2 separate regions of the Mus musculus genome follow, and region 2 is linked to region 1. Evidence: chromatin loops called from intact Hi-C (ENCODE). Cell type or tissue: heart. All regions are shown on one strand. Each heading gives the region's core, and the rest is flanking DNA. Links, peaks and the distances in the headings are about the cores only. Region 1 has its middle 40 kb from the start of Gm20753. Region 2 has its middle 86 kb from the start of Zcchc2.

What was found. A loop is a pair of places that touch in the nucleus more often than their neighbours do. Peaks named below come from ENCODE experiments on the same cell type or tissue, not always from the same donor. Only the 100,000 strongest peaks of a DNase experiment are listed, where the experiment ranks them.
Region 2: a loop joins it to region 1, with 2.9 times the contacts of the local background. A loop is called at or near these places in 5 of 42 quality-filtered maps.

What each region holds. Positions count from the first base shown.
Region 1 is chr1:106,125,870-106,137,482 of GRCm38, forward strand. No RefSeq gene overlaps it. Among named protein-coding and RNA genes, the nearest start is that of Gm20753, 40 kb to the right of the region's middle. In heart, for the core only: no CTCF peak of the experiment used is centred there; no DNase peak of the experiment used is centred there.
Region 2 is chr1:106,070,965-106,082,577 of GRCm38, forward strand. It overlaps the pseudogene Gm26509. Among named protein-coding and RNA genes, the nearest start is that of Zcchc2, 86 kb to the left of the region's middle. In heart, for the core only: no CTCF peak of the experiment used is centred there; a DNase peak (open chromatin) is centred at 6,337.

The sequences.
Region 1 (11,613 bases), core at 4,291-8,290:
CTGATGAGCCTTAGGAGGAGGGAAAATCAGTTTTCTAAGGAGTGCTTGGCCACACTCCAGCAGATGGTCACACACCTAGAAATACATAAACAGCATTAATGTCTTTGAACTTCTAATCCTCCTGTCCCCTGACACTTGAATGCTAGGATTACAGGTACCATTTCTACTGGGTACTGGGGATCAAATCTGGGGCTTTGTGCAACTGAACTAGTACTCTACCTACTAAGCTACATCCCCATGCCTCAATAGAGATATTATAATAACAAAGTAAAATGCAATATTGGTGTTACCAAGGGGAGAGTCAAAACAAGAAGGTGACAGGCTGTCAGGCTGGAGACTTTCTGTCACTTTGATGGCATGAGTGACAGTGATGTGCTACTGGTTATTTTGATCCCCCATTCATATCACTGGCATAGGTAGGGACATGGTTGTTCAATGCAGAAAGGGAATTGGCAGCGGAGGATAGTTTTCGTGAATGGGTGCCACGCATCTCTTCTCTCTAGTCTCATGTGCTAATGGTTCGTATTGCCTTGGAATCAATCACAGTACAACCCTGTACCACATAACAAAGCTTCAGTCCACAGCACAATGCATATAGAATGGAGGTCCTGTAAGGTTTTAATGAAGTTGGAGCACCCTGTTGCCCAGTGACATTCTAGCAAGAAGCAATAGTTGACTGTTTTTGGTGCTGCTGGTGCAAACAAACTGACTCTGCTGCCAGTCGCAGAGAAGCATAGCCTGATCTATCCTGTCCTGTGCAGCCAACATTTGCCAACGATACTGAGTGACCACATCGGTGGCTTGTGTATTACTGTGATACACCTATTTTCATTCTTTCAGGCTGTACTCATGCTTATTTGCTTTTAAAGTTATGCAGTATGTTACATATGCAGCAGCCTTTCATGCGGGGGCTCCCAGCACAGCAGAGGACAGCAGTGCCCTACCATCTGTGTTTATGTCAGTGTGCACTAAAGTGTTCACACATGGTGTCATAATGGTGTATCTCTTAGGCTGTGTCTCTGCTAAGTTATGGGAGACTATACTGTTGTTCCTTCTATGGGCCTGAAGAGATGGCTTTGCAGTTAAGAACACATCCTGTTCTTCAAGAGGACCAGAGCTCAGTTCCCAGCATCCATATTAGCTCACAGCTCTCAGGGACACAACATTCTTCTAACATGTGCAGTCACTACACACACATACATAGACATACACTCAGACACATACATGTACATGTAATTAAAATAATAATAACAGCAATAATAATGATAATAATATTAATAATAATAATTAGAAGCAGCCTTGAGCTAGGACTGGTGACATGTTCCTATAATTATAGCACCTGAGAGACAGGGACAGGTGGGTTGTGAGTTTAACCCACATAGAAGTAGGCGGGTTATAAGTTTAAAGCCAGCCTGGTATATTAAGCAAATCTTAGGCTCCCTGAGCTATTTAGTGAAATCCTGTCTCAAAAACCAAGGTCTGGGATATAGTTCAATGGTGGAATACTTGCCTAGCATGTGCCAGGTGTAGGGATAAAAGCAGATCAAATAATGTCAAATAATATAAAGGATGGATACCTCTGGTGTATTTTGTGTTAAAGGGAACAGTTGTGAGCAGTAGGGAACAGAGGTAGACGGCAAGACTGTATTTAATACAGGGAACCGAATATTGAAGTTGGCATGAGACTTCAACAGCAACACAGAGAACCTCCCTCGGGGGATGCAGAAGCCCATGATAGCTCCAACTCCACAGGGGAACCCAGGGCACCTCCTAAGTATGAATGGTTCATGACTGAGAGGTTATCATGTTTTAAAAGGCAAAGAAGTCTAGTGAGGTAGTTCACCAGGTAAAGATCTTTCCACACAAGCACCAAGACCTGAGTTTTAGATCCCTAGCGGTTCTATAAAACCCAGACGCAGTGACACCTATTGGTAGCTAAAGTCTTGGGAGTACAGGGACACCCTGACAAGTCTCTCAACTCTAAGTTCAGCATGAGTCCTTGTCTCAAAACACAAGAATGACACTGAATTTGAGAAATGGGTCAATAGAAAGCACGGCTTTAGTGCAGATCAGGAAGAAGAAATGAATGTAAGAGAAATGATGTTAGTTAGTCATAATGAATTATGACTAACTCTCCAGGGAGGTTTACTGAGAAAATTGAGAGTGGCAGGCTGATAGTTAGATGTGAATCTATCACCAAGGGAGGAAATGTTTAGGGGATGAAAAGCGCTAGAATATATTTTATGTTGATGATGAAAGTGGTTTGAGCTAGGGGTGTAGTTCAGTTGGTAGAGGGCTTTACTGGTGCACAAGAAGCCCTGGATCTTATTCCCAGTGCCACATAAACCAGGAGTGGTGGCCAACATCCAAGGACACAGAAGTTCAAGGCCACGCCCTTGGTTATATGTTGGATTCAAGGGCAGCCTGTAATGCACGAGACCCAGAGAGGAAGAAAGCAAGAGGGCAAGGGAAAGATGGTGAATGAGAGAAATCAATAAGGAGAGACAAGGAGAGACATGTGTAAAGCAAAGTCTTTGAGCATCAAGATGAGATAAGCTCACAGCACGAGGGTCTATGGAGACCCTCTCATATGAGAAGGAGACTTTCTCCACTGTGGGTTAGAAGACAGTGTCTATGAGTACAGCTCAACTAGAGTTAGATCAGCACATGATAATGGAGTTCCAGGCATGCAGTTCGGAGTTCCGATTCCTCCCTTGGGGTGTCCAGGCACCACTGTATCCCAGGTGGGAAAGGATGAAGCAGGTAGGTCAGCAGATCTCAGTCCCACCATGAGTGCCAGGAGGGGGAGGGGCTTCTCAGGGAATTGCAGTGTTACTGCTCTCCTAGCTTGTATTTAATGAAACAGCTTGTGGTCTTTATTTGGGATGAACAAGGGTTTGGAGTGTGGGAAGGTTACACTGGTTGAAGCTTAAGGTACTGGGAACGCCTCACTTGCATGGAGAGGTATTTCAGGTGCTTGCTGGACAGGAAAAGAAGTTGAACTTGTAATTTCGCTGAGGACTCTGCAACATTCCTCAGGTAGAGGATGTAGGGATCAGGCTCCCTAGATGAGGTCAGCCAGAGAAAAGGAAGCTCTGCTGGGAAAGGGGGTCCTCCATTTTGCACAAAGCTCAGGGGAGTTGTCTGGACCTATTAAGGTAGACCTTAATAGCAAGATCTTCCTATACAGGGAACTTTCATCCACTATCAGCTTCCTCATAGACTTGTGTGTGCAAAATACTGCATTTCTGCAGTTTGTTTTGTCTATACATATATTTACACATTATGTCAACGAACATTTCTATTTAAGGACGATTGTAGCTTGATTGGGTATAGATTATATGCATGCCACAAACAACTCTAAAGATATCTCTGCCCCATGTGACTTTTTTAAAAAAATCTGGTTAAAAAATAAACCTAACAAAGCAGAGGCATGATTGAGCTAAACACTAGCATTAGCTATGTATGAGCCAGTCTGAGCTAAACACTAGCATTAGCTATGTATGAGCCAGCCTGAGCTAAACACTAGCATTAGCTATGTATGAGCCAGCCTGAGCTAAACACTAGCATTAGCTATGTATGAGCCAGCCTGAGCTAAACACTAGCATTAGCTATGTATGAGCCAGCCTGAGCTAAACATTAGCATTAGCTATGTATGAGCCAGCCTGAGTTAAACACTAGCATTAGCTATGTATGAGCCAGCCTGAGCTAAACACTAGCATTAGCTATGTATGAGCCAGCCTGAGCTAGATGACACCCTTTCTCAACCCTCACCCCCACTCTATTAACCACATGGCACAAACTGAAACTCATAACCAGTTGTAAGCATTTGGTTCAGTATTGCTAAATATATACACACTGTTGGTGAATATATGGAAGTCATTTTTATCTTCTGTGACTGTCAACTTCTTTGACTATCAATCAGTACCTCATTTTTTAGTCCTCTCTCAGCCTGAAGTAGACATCATTTTATTTTCTACTTCTGTGCGTGTGACTGACTTAGATGTCCCACTTTGTTAAGTCATGCCCTCCTCTGAGTCAGCTTAGCTCACTCAGCACAATGTCCTCAGGAATCATCCATGTACTAGTATACTGCATAGGCCTGATGTCCATTGATATGCCTCCTGTCCTGTGAGAACTGTGTATTTGATTGCTTTGTCACATTTTTACTTGTTGACTTATTTTCTGGGCTGGGGTGCACACGAGTGCCATGGCACATATGGTGGCAGGACGACAACTTTTAGAACTTCTCTCCTTTAAACTGAAATTTATATTTTTTAAAAGTGTGTGTGTGTGTGCGCGCGCGCATGCGCGCGTTGTGTGTGTGTGTGGTGTACTCTGATCAATTTATAATTGTGCTACTTATTTGGTTATTTATGGTATTGAATCATAGGAGTTCTTTTATTGTATGTGTATGTGCACGCGTGTGTACACATCACATACGGGAGCACATATGTCATGGCATGCATGTGGAAGGTCAGAGATCAACTCTATCGAGGCAGTTCTTTCCTTTCCACATCTGCATAATGTCCTGGAATCCAGGTCAGGCCATCAGGCTGGGAATGACAAGCATCCAGTGCTTTTACCCACTGAACCCTCTCACCTGCCCCAAAGACCTCTGTACACACTTGGACATCTCTGATACTTCGGGCATACACCTTGCGAATATTGCCTCCCACTCTATGCCATCTTTTCCCTCTCGCTTCTCTTATACTTCAGCAGCTCCTGTGTTTGACATCACCCCACTTGTCTATTTTTACTTTCATTAGCCATGTGGAATGTATCATCAAGACATCCCTGCCAAGACCATTTGGGTTTCTAACAGTATTAAGAGTATGCGATTTCTCCCACAGTTCAGTGCTCCTCCAAAAATCATATTTAAATTACTTCTGTGAAATATTTTATTTTTAACAGTGTGTGGAAACTGAATCAAAAATAGAACCAGCAATAATGTCAGATATTTCATCTTTGACCAAATGTACTTGTTTATATTGATTTCACAGATTCTATGAAGACAAAGAGTCATTATTGGGCAGAGTTGGTTTTCTTTTTGAAACATCTGATGGCATTATTAAACCACCATTACTAGCCATTCAAAATCTTCTGCTGCACATAGCAGAGCAAGCATAGGTACTGTATACTTTTTAATCTATACAATAAGTATCGTATATTTATTTAATCTTAGAAATAAAAAGGCAAAATTAATTTAGAAGTGTTTTATGGGCTTTATTTTCACAATAGGGTTTATTATACAACCCACAAATGTTGGGGGATGGGTTTATGCACTGTGTATTCAGATGCTGATTACTGTGCCCAGAGATCTGGCTGCAGTCTGGACCGTGTGTGGCATTTGTCAAGCATCCCCTGTCTCAATGTTGTGTAAAAGTTGTTTTCCATCATCTCTGATCAGTTAGTAAAATCTGATGGCTGATAGCAAATGCAGGAAGTAGAAGGTAGAAAGGAAAGGAAAGGAGAGGAGAGGAGAGGAGAGGGGAGGAGAGGGGAGGGGAGGAGAGGAGAGGAGAGGAGAGGAGGGGAGGGGAGGGGAGGGGAGAGGAGAGGAAAGTTGATTATTGGTTCAAAGTGGGAATTTGAACTGAGGAAACTTTCTCTAGAGCTTCTGTTCATATACGTGCACCATACACAATAACACTTGAATTTATATACTACTCTGTAATTTATTTTAGTCATCATATGGAGTTATGTGAGGCCATCTTCTACATATTTAGGATGGACACCTAGCTACCTGCCCCTCTTCTCCCTTCCTGTTGGTCTCCTCCGTTTCTTATATAGTTTTGCTTCTAGTTTCATCTTATTTCTACATGCTCTAGGATGCTTCTCTGTTGCTGTGATAAAATACTTTCTCCAGAAACAACTTTGGGCAGGAAAGGACTTATTTAGTTTAGTCCTTCCCTGAGGGAAGTCGGGACAGAAGCTCAAGTAGGAGAGGAAGCTGAAACCATGGAGGATGCTGCTTACTGGCAGTTTCTTACAGAGCCCAGGACCACCAGCAACGGGCTGTTCCTCCACGCCAATCAACAACCAAGCCAGTTCCCCACAGATATGGCCACAAGTGGATCTGATCTGGGCAATTCCTCAACTGAGGCTTCCTCTTCAACTACTTACTGGCAAGTTGTAAATTGTTAATGAAAATTAGAAAGTATTTTCCTGTAGAAATGAATCACAGTGAGTAGCTGCATGGATGAGCCCATAAGTGCCAGGGCACCACTCACTGTTAACCTCAGCTCTCCAGGGCTTGCTGTGGATAGGAGCCAGGCAAGGAGCAGAGGGTTGGTGGCTGTAGTAGCACCTCCTACCACCCACCCCGCCCCCACCCCCTGGAGGAACAAGTCATAGGGACAAAGGGTCTGAGGGCTGAAAACATGGGAGCATGCTGGCCATCCTTCTTGCTCACATGGCTCTGCACTGTCCATGTCACTTACACACAAGGGAATCAAATTTGCTAACTAATCAAAGAGATTTTTTCTGGAACAACAGACGTTTTACATCTGAGGGTCACACAATCGCTAGGTCTTGCTTAACAAGGGTAGGGAGGGTCTAATGACAAGCCTGAAGCCAGCTGAGAGCCATTTGCAGAGAGAACACATGTCCAAATATGTCTGATTTCCCTAGAGGATACTGCTTCCCCCCTCCTCCACTCCCCTTTAGTCATTAGGCTCCTACTCTCAGCGCTAACCTCCAGACCTTGTGAGTTACACACTGCCTTTGTCCTGAGGTGACACGCAAGACTCTGCTATTCTGAGCTAAGGCAGCCCACTTTGATGCCTTCAGAGTTTTACATGCTTCCAAAATAGGGATCTTCTGAAATAAAGCACTTTTCAAGTGGATGTAGGATAAAAGCTGGGCACAATCCTCTTTTAGTTGGTTAATTATAATAATTACAACCACATTAATCATCCGTTATTCATTTATTGCCTTTGCTCATTCTGAAAATTACACAAGGAGACCAAATATGGGTTTGTTTGGGTTATCTTTTTGTCCATGATATTCCTGGATGTCCTGAAATTGTAGCAGAGTAAAAATTCCTATGTAGAGGGCTGGCATTTCTTGTTGGGTTCAAAATCTTTCTTTTATTTTTAATTTTTTTTAAAAGAAATTAATCCAACCTGTGTCCTGTGAGGTCACAAAGCCTCCCCTTGTCAATTGTCAGATGACATATATCATTTGATAATTGAGACAATTCTCAGGGTCAGACACCATCTTGCCATGAGAAGGAAGTTGAGGGTTGTGGTGTTAGGAAGGCCAGAACCCCTGCATTGAGCCTGCACACCCAGAGAGCCATCTTTCTCGTATCCATGTTGAAGGTGGGGCTCTTCCTGCAGTGTCCTCCTCCCTTTCCTGTGTACTTAGAGCAGGCAAGAATACACATCAGTGCCTACCACTGCTGTGCTAAGTTACCACACACTTAGTGGCTTAAAACAACCTACATTCATTATCTTGGAGTTCTTGAAGTCAGAAATCTGAACTGAATGTTGAGGTGGTACATTTAGAATCAAGGAGGCTGTAGAGATGTTCCTTCTGCAGACTGTAGGTGCTACCAGGGATATCTGTTCCTGCTTTTCCGGCTTCTGAGACCACCTGCATTCATTGGCTCAAGGTGCCTTCCGTCTTCAAAGCTAGTGATCTCACGACACACAGTCCTGCTCTGGCCCTCTGGTCTTCCCCACTCTTTCTCTTCTAAGGGCTCTTGTGGGTGTGTTCAGGGTATACCAAGATAATCATCTCCAAATCTTCAACTGAGTCACACCTCTAAAGTTCCCCTTGCCATACAACATAATGCATCCACACATTGGGGACTGGGGCCTGGACATTATGGGTGGCCTTTAGTCTGCTCACATGGTTTTCTTTGTCCCAAAACTTGTTTGCCAGTGTTCCCAACCTTGCTAAAGCTGTGACCCTTTAATACAGTTCCTCATGTTGTGATGATATCCAACCATAAATTCATTTTCATTGCTACATCATCACTGTAATTTTGCTACTATTATGATTTATAATGTAAATATCTGTATTTTTTGATGCCCTTAAGTGACTCCTGTGAATGGGCCCCCAAAGGGGTGGCAACTAATAGGTTAAGAACCGCTGCTCTATACTACATCAAGGTGAGACAGCATGATTTTTATCCAATGATTTATTCAACTTTGCCCTTTTCCAAAATGTTTTTTAAGACCATTTTTAGATGGCAATCGTTTTCCTCTGCTGTTCACAATCCCTTATCACCAAGCTGTCTAACTGTGATCCTATGAGCACTTTGCATGTAAAAGGACTTTAACATAACCCAGGATTAGTATGCCTTTGAGAAAGTACCCTCACACCCCTCAGACCTTTCTGAAAGTCCAAAAGCATACCAGAAAGAAAAGAAAGAAAAAAAAAAAAAGATTCCCTGACTGAGTAAAGGAAAACCAGGCTGGGCTGTAGCTTAGTCGTGGTGTGCTTGCCTATCATGAGCAGAGCATGGATTTGGTCCCCAGAACCACTTAAACCCAGAACAATGACAACAATGTGCATAAAAGAAAACTCCTGAAAATAATGCTGTCTTCTACTTAAAACAATCAATCAATCAATCGATCAATCAATAAAGCAATTTCTCACACCTTTCCCTACTGGCCGTCCTGCAGTTCCTTCTACTTTTGATGTAGAGCTGACCGAATATGAAAGCAAAAGATGATGATATGACTGAACATTTGCATGGAAATGTGGTAGAGTATTTCACATGATAAACACCTTAACAATGTACACAAAGACAGTCACAGTTGTCTGTTCTTCGTGCTGATGTCCTGTTTGCTTGTACAAATGATTCCTGTGTGTGTTTCTCTGACAGTGTTGGTTCTTAATCTTGCTGGAGACTCTGAGTTTAAAGAAAGCATGTATTTCTTAGATGGCTGGGACAATTTAACAACAATCCATCTCTATCTTCAGGAGGTGCATTCAGGACCTCCAGTGCTTGTCTGAAATGAGGATTACATCAAGTCCGACACCCAGGCCCTGCAAGGATACACATCTGATGAAGGAGATAGCTCCTAAGTGACTACCAGGCTCAGGGCAGACATCCTGGACAAATAATGACTTCCCAGAAGGAATGTATCAGGGTGCCTCGAGATTGCATCCCACTACTCAGAGTGGGGTGTGGTTTAGAACATATGAAGTGCTGGCTTCTGGAGTTTTCCATTTAACATTTTGAAGCACAATTAAAACCACAGAAACAAAACCATAGAGCAGTGGAGACTCATGTGTCACAAACTGAGGGACCTCATCACTCAGCTTTAGGAGGCCACGGCTCTGAAATGAAGGCATTCACAGAGGCACTGCCTTTAAAGGCCCTGAAAGAGAAACTCACCACAGGCCTTTCTCCAGTCCTTGAAGCTCTCAGGCTTATGGGACAAAACATCTTAGTCTCTGTCATGTCACAATGTAGCAAACATGTCACCTTTTTCTTATAGGGACACTGTCAGATTTCTGGCCAACTTGAGAGCGAAGATGACTCTATTTTTAGATTCTTGACAGGATTATACCAACTAAACTCTTATTTACACGTTTCCAATTCATAGGTGTCAAGGGTCACATCTTGTCTTAGCTGTTTTTAAAAATATTTTTTGAGATTAATGTTTCCTCAGAACCTGCATCCAGGCCAGCTCCAAAACAGTTACCCACAATGTGCTCAGGCCCAGACACACAGACTGCTCCATCTTGCACATCTCCTACCCCCAGGTGGTCCCACAGCCTGGGCAGCAGTGAAACAACCAGCCCTTCCTGGGTTTGGCCAACATCACAACTTTTTATTCCCCATCCCATAACAGGCCCCCAATGTCAGCAAGAAGTGCTAAAAGGCGATTATATCACCCTGTATTCATTTATTATCAACAAAAGGCTGGGATATTTGGTTCCGTACATCAAAGCAGATATGGCCTCCAAGTCCTCCCAGCATCCCTCAGTCCCTACCTGGTAGACGATGCCCCAACCCTGAACTTCTTCTAGAAGCTTCTCCCTGTATAATCCAGACATTTTTGTTCTCGCTGCTCCATCTTGCACATCTCTCTTCTCTCTTTGCTGGCGCTCTTACTCTCTTTCTCTTTCTCCTCACCTCTCTCTCCCTTCCCATGGTGACTGTTGTGTTTTATAAAAAGACCAGGATATGTTTTGTAGAGCGAGGTATGGTGAGGTGGGAGAGGTGCCTCGGCAGACCCATGCTGAGACATCCCTTCCTCCTGAGGTACCAGCTAGCCATAGACAGGTATAGTAGAATAGAATTTAATTTAGGGCATGGGAAGGGAGTTGAGAAAGGAATAAACAGAGAGGGGAGAGGAAGAGGAGGAGGAGGAGGAGGAGGAGGAGGAGGAGGAGGAGGAGGAGGAGGAGGAGGAGGAGGAGGAGGACAGGCCAGCCAGGAATGCATGGAGAGGAAGAGGGAGAGGGGGAAGGAGAGCAAGGATGGGCCAAACACCCCTTTTTATAGCAAGCCAGGCCTACCTGGCTGTTGCTAGGTAACTGTTGGGTGCAGTCCTCAGGGCCAGTGAACTTGCCTGAGAGCAGCTTCTCAATAATACTGCATTTAATATACTGTAGTCTGGCTTGAATTGGCTCATTTCACTGGTGGTGAAATAACTCATCAATTAAAATATAATTAAATCGCTTTTCTCTTTCCCTTTTCTCCCTCCAGTCCTTCTACCCTTGCTTTTTTTCAATTCAATGACCTCTGACCTCCTTTTCTTCCATTGTTGTTACATATATACTTATTCTTGTGTGTGTGCTTGTGTGTGCGTGTTCATGTATGTGTTCATGTACTACGTGCATGCAATGCCTTCAGAAGCCAGAAGAGGATTTGGATTCTCTGGAGTTAGAATTACAGTTGGGTCCTCTGGAAGATCAGCAACTGTTCTTAACAGCCGAGCCATCTTTCCTGTCCCTGTTCTGCTTTGAAAATGTCATTTTTCATTTTCTTCTTTCACTAGCTCATGACTCAAACACCAGTCTCTTGTTTGTGCTTATGAATGTATCTACTCCAAACATTTTACATATGTGGGATGCCTTGTGGGCTTCTTCCTGGCTGCTGACATTTAACACAGCGGTTGCAAGACTCACTCATCCATGTTTATAGACTGATCTACCATTGCTTCCATGAGTAAGTACTTTCTATGGTAGGAATGTATCAGACTGTATCCAGTGGATGAACACTGTGGGCTTCCACTTTTCCAGTTATTGTGAACAGAGCTACTGTGCATAGTTATGTGTGGCTTTAAAGCATTTGTTTCAGTTCTTCAAGAGAGAACACTTGGGAGTAGAATATTGGTCATGTGATGATTATCGCTGCGTAATCAAGGTGGCCAAGTCATACAAAAGACCCCCACGAGCAATGTCTGAGGGCACTGACCTCACTACACATCACTCACACTGGGTGGCTGGCATTGTTGTGCCCACTTGCATTTCTGGTTTTAACTATTTGTATCTTATGTTTTTTTTTTTCCCCTCAATTGTCAGTTTTGTTGATCTTTTTAAAGAAATGCCTTTTGTGTTCACTGATTGAGCTGGTTTTTGTAGTTTAGGAGATCATTTGCCATAATCTTTCCACTTCCTTGGCAAGCTTGGGCTTGATCTGCT
Region 2 (11,613 bases), core at 3,872-7,871, 55 kb before region 1:
TCTCTGTGCAAAGAACACAAAGCTGCAGATCCACAGGACAGCAGCTCCAAGCCTGGCATAGCAGAGTGGCGCAGCCTGGGGGTTTGCTCAGAGTTAACACCAAGCCATTGTTCCCAGCTAAAAATCCACTGGGGTTCAAACTGCAGGGCTGACCCTACAGCTAGTCATCAGCGTGGGATAAAAGCAAGGTATTAGGACCAGAACCAGGCAGGTATCAGATGTTTGACCTGAGCAAAGAGAAAGTTGGCTCTGGGACCCCAGGAGAGGCTCCAAGCTGAAAGAATGGGCCCGCCTTACTTATAGTAGAAAACATTCTGAGTGAAAGAAGCCAGTCACAAAAGAGCTATATGACCCCACAGACATGATGTACCTAAAATAGTAAACGTCATATGAGCACAGGAGAAGCAACTGGTACAGTTTCTGAAGACTCCTACAATAGGGGCATGACAATGGATGCACTAATCACCGTGAACTGAAGGGGGCGCAATTGTTTCATGCACAGTTTCAGTATGGGAGGCTTGTGAGGATGATAGTTACAGCGATCTGCTAAAAATTTTAAACTGGTAAGTTTTCTTTTAAAAAACACTTTAAAACACAATTCATCAAGTAAGTTCTTTTGAAAGCAGAATCGGGGTGAGGGTGGGGGAAATAGTTTGGTGGTTGAGTGGGTATTGCTCTTACAGTAGGTACCCAATTTGGTTCCTAGCACCTACATCAGGCAAATCACAGCTACCTGTAAGCTTGGGGGGGAGGGGGGAGGCACAGACAGACAGACAGGGAAAAAAGGTTTCTCTAGACTCTTCTCCACCTGGTATGTTAAGGCCTCGACCCAGTGTTTAGATAATACAGAGAATAAACAAATATGTTCTCCAGGGAAAGAACAAAACACAGCAAGGCGAGGAGGAGACAGATGGAGGGGAACAGTTGGCACCTTTCTGAGCTTAGCCTCTGTCAAGGGTTCCCAAACTTTGGCACTCAGCAGAATCCTTTGGAAGGGGAGCCTGTTAAAACAGGAGTAGCATTTTAAACAGTGTCTCATGTGATGCTGCTGTTGTTAGTCAGCAGGTCGCTGTCTTTGGGAACTACTGGCCCACCTTTAAAGAGTTAAGAGCATAGTCAGGGGGTTCATAGACTTTATTAAACACTGCAGTGTGGTACTGCAGATTTCTACGGTAGTAGAAATGCAAACGCCTCTGAGAGCTTCCCCAGCTGACGGTCGGTGAGCAGGTTCTCCCGCCCGCTGCTGGGAAGCGCCGCCCTGAGCATACATTAATTAGCTGAGCATTCTGTGAGTGCTCGGTGGGAGGGTGGGGTATGTGGAGTCACTGCAGCTGCCGCATCACTGCCACCTGGGTACCAATTAAAAGCCCAGGTTCCCAGGCCTCTCCCAGAGCTTCTGAGTTAGGTCTTTCCAGGGTGAGACCTCACTATCTGTGGTGTAAGCATACTGACTGTGAGCTAGAGCTTTTAAACAATTATTTTAGCAAATTTTCCTTTAATTTTCAATGGCTAAACCAGAGCTCCTGACTACCAGGTATGTATTGTCACAATATAGGTGACCAATTGCTGGTGAAAGATTTTTTTTTAAACTTATTCTTTAATTTTTTTTTTTTTTTTGTCTTACAGTCCAGACTTTATCCCCCTCCTGATCCAAGAGAACGAATTTTTATTCTCCCTTTGTTTTCCTGCAAATACGGTTTGTGTATCACCTGAGTGAGAAATTTAATGCAGGATGACTACTGAGTGAGCGAGACCCTATCTCAAAAACCAACGGAGAGATGGTTCAGTCTGCTCCTCCAGAGGTCCTGACTTCAATTCCCAGCAACCATGTGGTAGCTCACAACCATCTGTAATAGGATCTGATGCCTTCTTCTGGCATGCAGGTGTGCATGCTGATAGAGCACTCATACATTAAAGAAATAAGTAAATAAATAAATAAAATCTAAAAAAAGAAAAAAAAAAACCCAACTGGACATGGTGACACACGTCGGCTTAGGAAACACTCTGAAGGATCATTGCCATTTGGGGACTAGCTTGGTGTACATAGAGAATTCTCATATAACCAGGGCTACATAGCAAAGCCATGTGTCAAAAAACAAACAAAAACAAAACAAAACAAAAAAACAAAAGCAAAAAACCAAACTAACCAATCAACAAACAAACAAAGAAAGTACAAGGAATTTTTCTGAGTGGGTGGGAGATGGGGGGGATAATACCAGCAGCAGAGTTTTTCAGGTAAACGTTAAGTAGCAGAGAGGGAAGCACAGAGGACAGGACATCTGAGAAGCAGGCTGGCCCCCAAAGTCCCATAGACTCCATGAACACAGAGACCGCAGAGACACAGAGTCCCGTTCCCCTATCTGCCACACACCACTGCAGGGAGCCTGCTGGAGCTGGAGCTGAGAACATCTCCTTTTAACTCAGTTGGCAGGAATTCTCTCTTTATCTCTTACCTTCTAGTGTTCAGTGTCTACGCCTGCATGTGTGTCTCATGACGCTTAGGTGTTCGTTAGCCTGTTTCTTCTGTGTCCCACCCTGTCTTCCATGAGGCATGGTTTCCATCCTTTCTGCCGCCTCACACACTCTTCTGCTTCCTGTCTTTTCTTTCATCTTTATGCCTCCTCCTTATAGCTACTAATTATAATCTCCCATAGCTTAACGAGCCCTAAAATACGAAGTCCTAGTAGTATCCCAACTTTCCCCATGTTGATTGCTTTTGTGGTTATTTTGTTGTTGTTGTTGTTGTTGTTCAAAGCTTACCTAATTCTTTGGGGTGGGCAAGTAGGGATTCGAGACAAGGTCTCACTATGTAGCTCTGGCTGTCCTAGAACTCACTATGTAGACCAGGCTGTCCTCGAACTCACAGAGATCTGCCTGAGTGCGTGAGCCAATATGCCCAGTGAAGATGATCTGATAATTACACCTTATCCTAACCCACTCTTTCTTTTCAGGGTATATTTAATAATTAATCCTTATGTTTACCAAGAAGTAACAATGAGAGATTCTCTGATTCAGCTGAAGGTACCAATTAAAACAACTGTTCAAACTGTAGCTTCCTTCATTGCTCTTTTGTCCTTAAAACACAACCAACAAAGAGGAAAATAGATAAAATAGTAACATAGTGTTTACTTGCTTCAAAGAAACGGAAAGCCCAATTTCGCTTCTGTCATTTAATCCCCTGTGGACGACTTGAGGAGCATTCGCTTTTGTCTGAGCCTTTGTCCTCTGAGGACCAAGTCCCCGATAACGAAAAGTGAGGAATAAACCTGTGTTTGGCTTTATCTTACTGTGGTTTGGATTTTGAGTTATGCTTGGAGTTAGACATCCAAGCCAAAGGCACCGAAAGGGGATGATCTTGACGTGAAAGGGGGGTCAGGAAGGAAGCCCCTGAACAAATATAGATATGAATAGCAGCAGAGAGAATCGGCCTCCACCCTGGGTGTAAAGAAGGAACTGACAGAGCCAGGACACAAGACACAGGCATCAAGTCCCAGGGTGGATCCAATGGAGCCACTACAGAGCAGATACCCAGAACCTATGTACATGTTGGATGGATATTGAGTGACTCTAGAGGAATTTTAATCCAGCAACATGGCTTCTCTGGCTAGGGATCATATCCAGAGATCTTCTTAGGTCTGTGTGATCCAGCTGGAATGCAGGTGTGTCACATAGCTTTAATCCTCCTGGCTGGAATACAACACACCGTTAGTACAAACTTTTAATGCCAAACAATGTAGGTAAGGTTGGTTTTGTTTTTGTTTTGTAGAAGGAAGCAACCGTGTTTGAAAGTGACATCTAACTAGAGGGCGGTTCAATGAGTGCACTTCAGGTGAGTTTAGTTCTGTCAGTTAACAGGTGGGAGTCAGTGGAGTTGAGTTTGTTCCATGCAGCTGTGTGCAGGGCAGCAGAGACAATATAAGTCGAAGAATAAGGAGTAGCCAGAAGCTTATAACAAATTGCCAGAGTTAGTTTGAGACCAAGCAGAGCAATTCAGCGAGAAGCTGAGAGAAGCCAGATTGAACCTTGGAGAGCAGTTTGAGCCAGAACAGCTAAGTTGGACTAGCCAGCTAGAGTTCAGAAAGAACCAGAAAGGGTGAGCTGAGTTAGCAGTAAGTCTCAGATATGACAATTACATAAGAGGAATTGAAGTTACTTCTACAGGTGACCTGCTTACAGTTCAGGCACTTAGGAGGAGGGGAGCCCTGGAGAAAGCTGCTTAGCTACAGAAGTTTAATCTGCAAGCTCTGACTTCAAGCGAGAGACTCTGCCCCGTGTAAAAGATGGAGAATTCTCAAGAAAGGCATCTGGCATCAACCTCTGGCCTCCACATATATAGGCCCTTACCTCCCCACCCCCTGCCACATGTACTACAAAGCAAAGTCTTAGGGTGACCCTTGTATTTTTTTTTCAGTTGGAGGTATAACCAAAATTTGTGGGGTGTTAATGAAACCCTTTCCAAATTGTTTAGATTTTAGACTCTACAACATCTGGGTTCCACGTGTCAAGAGGCAAGTTTAGAAAAAGTATGATAGTGGTTTAAAACACCAGCCCTAAAGCCAAAAGACTGGTACTAAAAGCACCTTTCACCCTTGATCATGGGGCAGTTTCTTAATATCTTTGAGCTTTACTTGATTTTTTTTTTTAAATTTTTGGAGACAAAATCTCATGATCAAAAACTGGCCTTTAACTCTATACAGTAGCAAAGGCTGGCCTTGAAGTTCTGATCCTCCTGCCTCCGGCTCTGGAGTGCTAGGATTGCAGGTCTATGCTACCACACCTGGCTTATGATAAGCTTGGGGTTTCATGCGTGGTAGGCAAGCACTCTACCAATGGAGCTGCATACTCCTCCTGAGCCTTGGATGCTCTGTGAGATCAGCAAGGACACTTGAATATTTTGGCGCATTGTATAAAGATTATCCTTAAATTATTCAAATGCTGATTTCTGAACCGGCAAAGATCTGATTACAGGCTGGATTTCGGTTAAGCATCTCCTTCCTTAGTATTTTGTAAGCAGTGTTCTCCATCACCTTCTGGTTGGTTAAAATGAAAAGCCTATGGCCTATAACAAAAAGCGGGCTAGTAAGGTAGGACTTCTGGAGAGAGAGAGAAACTCTGGGAAAGAGGCAGATGCAGGAGATTCAGACAACTGGGACCTGGAGGATAAAGAAGGCCCGGAAGGAAAAAGAGGTAACTAACCAGCCGTCTTTTCTTTGACGACAGACAGGGAGCTTCACATTGAGAAAGGATGATCTTGGTAGAGGAGACAGAAGGGACTTTTCACATCATACGATCTGCACCCTTAAATTTGTCATTTATTTTATTATTAGTCTATGAAATCCAGGGTCCATTCTTCTTAAGGATGAACGACATGCAAGCAGAAGTGGCAGGGCTGTTTTTGGCTGCTGCCCCTCGGGTAGAGTAAAACCTCTACTTTTCTTCACAGTGTCTGTGTTGACCACTCTCATAAATATTTATTCCTTAGTCAACGGTCAGTGTCTCCCTTTCTTGGCATATGTTTCTGAGCTTATCTCTTCAGTCCCTCTATAGGCACTTCTGTAGCCCAGACTGGTCTCACACTCCCTACATAGGTAAGGATGACCTGCCTCTAGCTCCTGAGTGCTGGGATTTCAGGTGTGTATCACCCACCTGGTTTATGTGGTGCTGGGAATCAAACCCAGGCAAGCACTCAACCAACCTTGCCAGACCCCCAGCCCCTTACTCACTTTCTTGTGTCTGCATCAGGCTCTTTTCTGTTTTCTGGAAACTTCTTTCCCATTGCTGCCCCATTTTCCACCCCCCTCGAATATTTTATATCTGCTCCTGGTCTTGCTCCTTCTTCAGAACTCCCTCCAGTGACATCAAAGGATATGTGTGCTGTGTGAGGTCCCTTGTAGATGGAAGTCTGGGTTGAAATCGAACCACAGACATGTTATCAAGAGTGCCTCCTTCCCTCTAGATTAGTCCCACGATATTCACTGAGAAAGTCCCTCTTGTCACTGGATGGCCCCTCATCCACTAGAGCATTTCTTTTCTCAAAACAGCCAGCAGGGCCAGCATAGCCCACTTACTGGAGACTTGAGCCCTGTAAGTCCTACATTCTGGTGTCTGAGCCAGAAGTCTATCTATGGCAAGCTGGAAGAATTGGTCACCTTAGTAGCAACAGACTAGCACACAGGTTAATGATGAGGCATGGGTGGTCTGGTTCAGAGAGTAAGACCCAAGAGAAGAATAAGAGAGCTGAGACCATTGATCCTGGAGCAGAGGAGCTGGCTGCGGATGGACAGTGGCTATTTTGGGGACAACCTTCATGTGTTCACTGGGCGTGCCCCATCTCCCCCAGAGATCAGAGTCAAAGGAAATGGGTGTGTGGGGAGTCTGAATTTACTCACAAAGCCAAATTTCCTGACAGTGAGTATTCTTGGACACCAGAATGAGTCTCTAAGACAGATTGAGCATTGTTCTTAAGATCTTCAGCACAAGGAATTCCGAAGGGCTTCAAGAATGTGGGTGTGGCCCAGGACCTGGGATGGAAAACAGAACACAAGATTCTGTTTCTACCTACCCAGATCTTCTGTGGATCTGAGTTTGTTTCTTGTCATTGCTTGTCTGCAGTTAAGCCTTACCGTGACTGGGACAAAAGTGGCTTCATCGCAGTTTCCTGGGAGATTTCAAGCTCCACTGATGAGTGATGGAGAGGAAAAGACAAACTTGTTTTTTGCTTTTCTCTAAGGAATGTTCTTATTAAGAAAAGTTTATGTGGGTTCACCTTTAGTGACAGTGGTGTTAGGGGCTGGGCAGGAGTCCTGTCTATGATGACTACCACTCCATCAGAGTGAGGGCCCCCCCCCCCTTCTCTCCCTGCTCATTGCTCTGAGATTTCCTTAGGGCATCATGATTTAACCTGAGACCACATTTTCCCCACGGAGAATTCTTGTTACAGGAACTGGGGCTTGTTGAGGTGTGTTGTTGTTGTTGTTGTTGTTGTTGTTGTTGTTTTTCAGTTATGGAACTGTCTCTCATTCTGTGAAACTAAGCACTAGTGAATCACTGAGGTTACAAGTGGCATGTTCTTTGGTTGATGGTTCAGACTCTGAGAGCCCCAAGGGTCCAGGTTAGTTGATATTGGTCTTCCTATGGAGTTACTATCCCCTTTGGGGCCCTCAATCCTTCCTCCTATTCTTCCATAAGAGTCCCAAAGCTCCATCTACTGTTTGGCTGTGGGTGTCTGTATTTGTCTGAGTCAGATGCTGGGTGGAGCCTCTCAGAGAACAGCCATGCTAGACTCTTGTCTCCAAGCATAACAGAGTATCATTAATAGTGTCAGGAATTGGTGCTTGCCCATAGGATTGGTCTCAAGTTAGACTAATTATTGTTTGGCTGTTCCCTCAATCTCTCCATCCCTGCATTTCTTGTAGACAGGATAAATTTTGAGTCGAAAGTTTTGTGGGTTGGTGTTCCTATCAAACCATCAACCAAAGAACATACACGGGTTGGACCTAGGCCTCCCCACACATATGTAGCTGACATGCAGCTTGATCTTCATGTGGGTTCCAAACAACTGGAGCTGGAGCTATCCAAAAACCATTCATGGTATATGTTCTTCTAGCTGGGCTGCCTTGTCTAGCTTTAGTGGGAGAGGATGTGCCAAGCCTCACATTGACTTGAGGTTTGAGGGTTAGGGGATACCCAGGGAGGCTCCCACCTGCTCAGAGAAGGAGAGGAGTCAAGAGGGGAAGGATTTTGGGAGGGGATGACCAGGAGGATGTAAAGTGAATAAGAAAACAAAATTAAAAAAATAGTATGTGTTGGTGTTGATGGTAGTGTTGGTGGAGGATTCTTGTTGTAGGGATTTCTCCCTTCATGAGAACAGCTTTGTTGGTTGGAAACCATAACATCTTAGATCTATTTTCTTTGCGTGCATTTTGTATTGTCATTGGACAACACAGTCTGAGATAAAAGGCAGAGAAATTGTTTGGTAGAGCAACAAACTCTGGGTTATCTCCTTTATTCACTTTCTATATATGCTCCCTGGATTCTGCCCACGTACCTGCTTAGCGTAGACCCAGTCACTGACTCTGAAACTGTCCCACCCACCAGACTCACCACACTCACAGTGATAATCTCTTTATGGGATATTATGTATGCTAACCAACTCAGAGTAACAAGACCAGACTGGGGCCAGGAGAAACCCTGAAAGAAAAAAATAAATGGTCCTTGCACGAATAGCTTTCTAGGTAAAAATGAGCACTCTCTCTTACATATACATATACACACACTTGAGGAGTTGTAGTTTTATATTTAGTTCTTGCATGAATAGCTTTTTTTTTTTAATTTCATCATGTTAAGGATTTGAAAGGTCCTTGTGATGGTTTGTATATCCTTTTTTTTAAAATTTTTTTTTAATTAGGTATTTTCCTCATTTACATTTTCAATGCTATCCCAAAGGTCCCCCATCCCCACCCCCCAACCCCCTACCCACCCACTCCCCCTTTTTGGCCCTGGCGTTCCCCTGTACTGGGGCATATAAAGTTTGCAAGTCCAATGGGCCTCTCTTTGCAGTGATGGCCGACTAGGCCATCTTTTGATACATATGCAGCTAAAGACAAGAGCTCCTGGGTACTGGTTAGTTCATATTGTTGTTCCACCTAGAGGGTTGCAGTTCCCTATAGCTCCTTGGGTAATTTCTCTAGCTCCTCCATTAGGGGCCGTGTGACCCATCCAATAGCTGACTGTGATCATCCACTTCTGTGTTTGCTAGGCCCCGGCATAGTCTCACAAGAGAGAGCTATAACTGGGTCCTTTCAGCGAAATCTTGCTAGTGTATGCAATGGTGTTAGCATTTGGAAGCTGATTATGGGATGGATCCCTGCATATGGCAGTCACTAGATGGTCCATCCTTTTGTAAGATCAAGAATCGATAAATGGGGCCTCATAAAATTGCAAAGCTTCTGCAAAGCAAAAGACACTGTCAATAAGACAAAAAGGCCACCAACAGATTGGGAAAGGATCTCTACCTATCCCAAATCGGATAGGGGACTAATATCCAATATATATAAAGAACTCAAGAAGGTGGACTCCAGAAAATCAAATAACCCCATTAAAAAATGGGGCTCAGAGCTGAACAAAGAATTCTCACCTGAGGAATACCGAATGGCAGAGAAGCACCTGAAAAAATGTTCAACATCCTTAATCATCAGGGAAATGCAAATCAAAACAACAGTGAGATTCCACTTCACTCCAGTCAGAATGGCTAAGATCAAAAACTCAGGTGACAGCAGATGTTGGCGAGGATGTGGAGAAAGGGGAACACTCCTCCATTGTTGGTGGGATTGCAAGCTTGTACAACCACTCTGGAAATCAGTCTGGCGGTTCCTCAGAAAATTGGACATAGTACTACCGGAGGATCCCGCAATACCTCTCCTGGGCATATATCCAGAAGATGTCCCAACCGGTAAGAAGAACACATGCTCCACTATGTTCATAGCAGCCTTGTTTATAATAGCCAGAAGCTGGAAAGAACCCAGATGCCCCTCAACAGAGGAATGGATACAGAAAATGTGGTACATTTACACAATGGAATACTACTCAGCTATTAAAAAAAATGAATTTATGAAATTCCTAGGCAAATAGGTGGACCTGGAGGGCATCATCCTGAGTGAAGTAACCCAATCACAAAGGAACTCACACAATATGTACTCACTGATAAGTGGATAATAGCCCAGAAACTTAGGATACCCAAGATATAAGATACAACTTGCCAAACGCATGAAATTCAAGAAGAATGAAGACCAAAGTGTGGACACTACCCTTTCTTAGAAATGGGAACAAAACACCCATAGAAGGAGTTACAGAGACAAAATTTGGAGCTGTGACGAAAGGATGAATAGCTTTTTAAGGTATGAGTAAACACACATGTGAGGAATTTGGTTTTATATCTGGATATAAACTAGTTGAAAGAAATTCTACTTTAGTGGTATGAGGTATGCAGCCCTGTAGAGTCACCAACTTTGTATTTAAAGCAGTAATCAGAATGCAGCAGCAACACAGAGCACAGAATGTGTCAAGGAAACCAGTCAGGAGAGCCATTGGCTTTTTAATGGGCAATTTAAGCAACAAGCCCATGAGAACAGTTGCCACAGTTTCTTCCTGTATGACAAAGAAGCATGCCTGTGGTGTTACTTGCTGTTCCACTGGGCATTTATGCTTCATTAGATAGCATCTCATACCAACTAGTGTGGTACCAATGGAAGAAGAAAAGAAACTTGGATGGGAAGCTAAGGGACAATAATTTTGCAAGAGTTTTGTAAGCGTACCTTCTGCCTATGACCTTAAGAGTCTTCTTGATGAAGCTGCCATTCTAAAAAGCTACGTAGAAAAGCCACGAGCAACAAGAGAGTCTTCCTTATGTTGACAGAACATAAAACATGGGTTTCATCAGCTATGACATTCACCAGCGTCCCTGTCAGGCATAACTGCCACCTCCCTCCTTTCTTATTTTCTTCTCTCCCCAGCCCTGGTCTCCTCCCAAGTTAGCTCCAAATCTGTTATGTAGACGAGGATGGCTTTGAAGTACCGGATCCTCCTGCCATCTCTCAAGTGCTGGAGTCACAGGCTGCCCCACTATCCTTAGTGTATGCCATACTTGCAATCAAGCTCAGGTCTCCCTCCATGCTAGGTAAGTGATCTACTAACCCAACTAGATCACCCTAGCCTGAGACTTAAGACCATGCCTTGCCAAGCAAGATGGTGCACACCTGTAACCGTAGCACTTCTGGGGGAGATGTAGGATCTGAAGTTGAAGATCTTCCTCTACTACATAGTGACTTGAGGCCACATCGGACCTTCTCACCACAAAAAAAAAAAAATAGATATATAAAAATACAAAATAAAAAAGTAACTTGGTACCACATGTTTACGATGTCAGTTGATGCCACTTGCTGACCTGCAGACAATTACTTAGGTGTCACTGAGAATCAGCAAATGGTGGACTATAGATATACCTATACATATTCTCACTACTTCCAAACTCTGTCAGGGTAACAGCAGGAGTGGCTCCTGCCCATTCATGGTGCAATATATTCTATCCTTTACACTGTGCAAGTGTTTGTTTCTTACTAGCCAAGTCGTTGTAAAGTAATATCTCATTTTTAACATGAGTTGGGTAACTCTGATTACAATGAGTTTGAGTCTCGTCTTGTATTTATTAGATACTCCACTTTTGCACTGCATGTTTTATTCATACTTTTGACTGCTTTTCTCCCTAGTTTGTAGGTGATCCTTAGGTATTTTATATTTGTCCCTCCTCCCAGTGTTGCAAGGCATTGCATAAGCTCTTCTCCTGTTACAGGACCTTGTTAAATAGAAAGCTTTATTTTTGATGTCCAGAGACCTAGTCACGTTTCCTTTGAGATTTATCTCTTCTGTATCCCCTATTTGAATCTGGTTGTTTTTGCTATACGATACACTTATGAAACACAATTCCTGGCAGGTACTGTCAGGTGCTTCTTCTGAACTGGTTCTGATTGGCTTGCCTGGACAGTGCTGAATGGCCTTGCCTCTTTAGTAGGGGCTCTATCTGAGATCAGAGGGCATCTCACTACATGAACTTCCCAT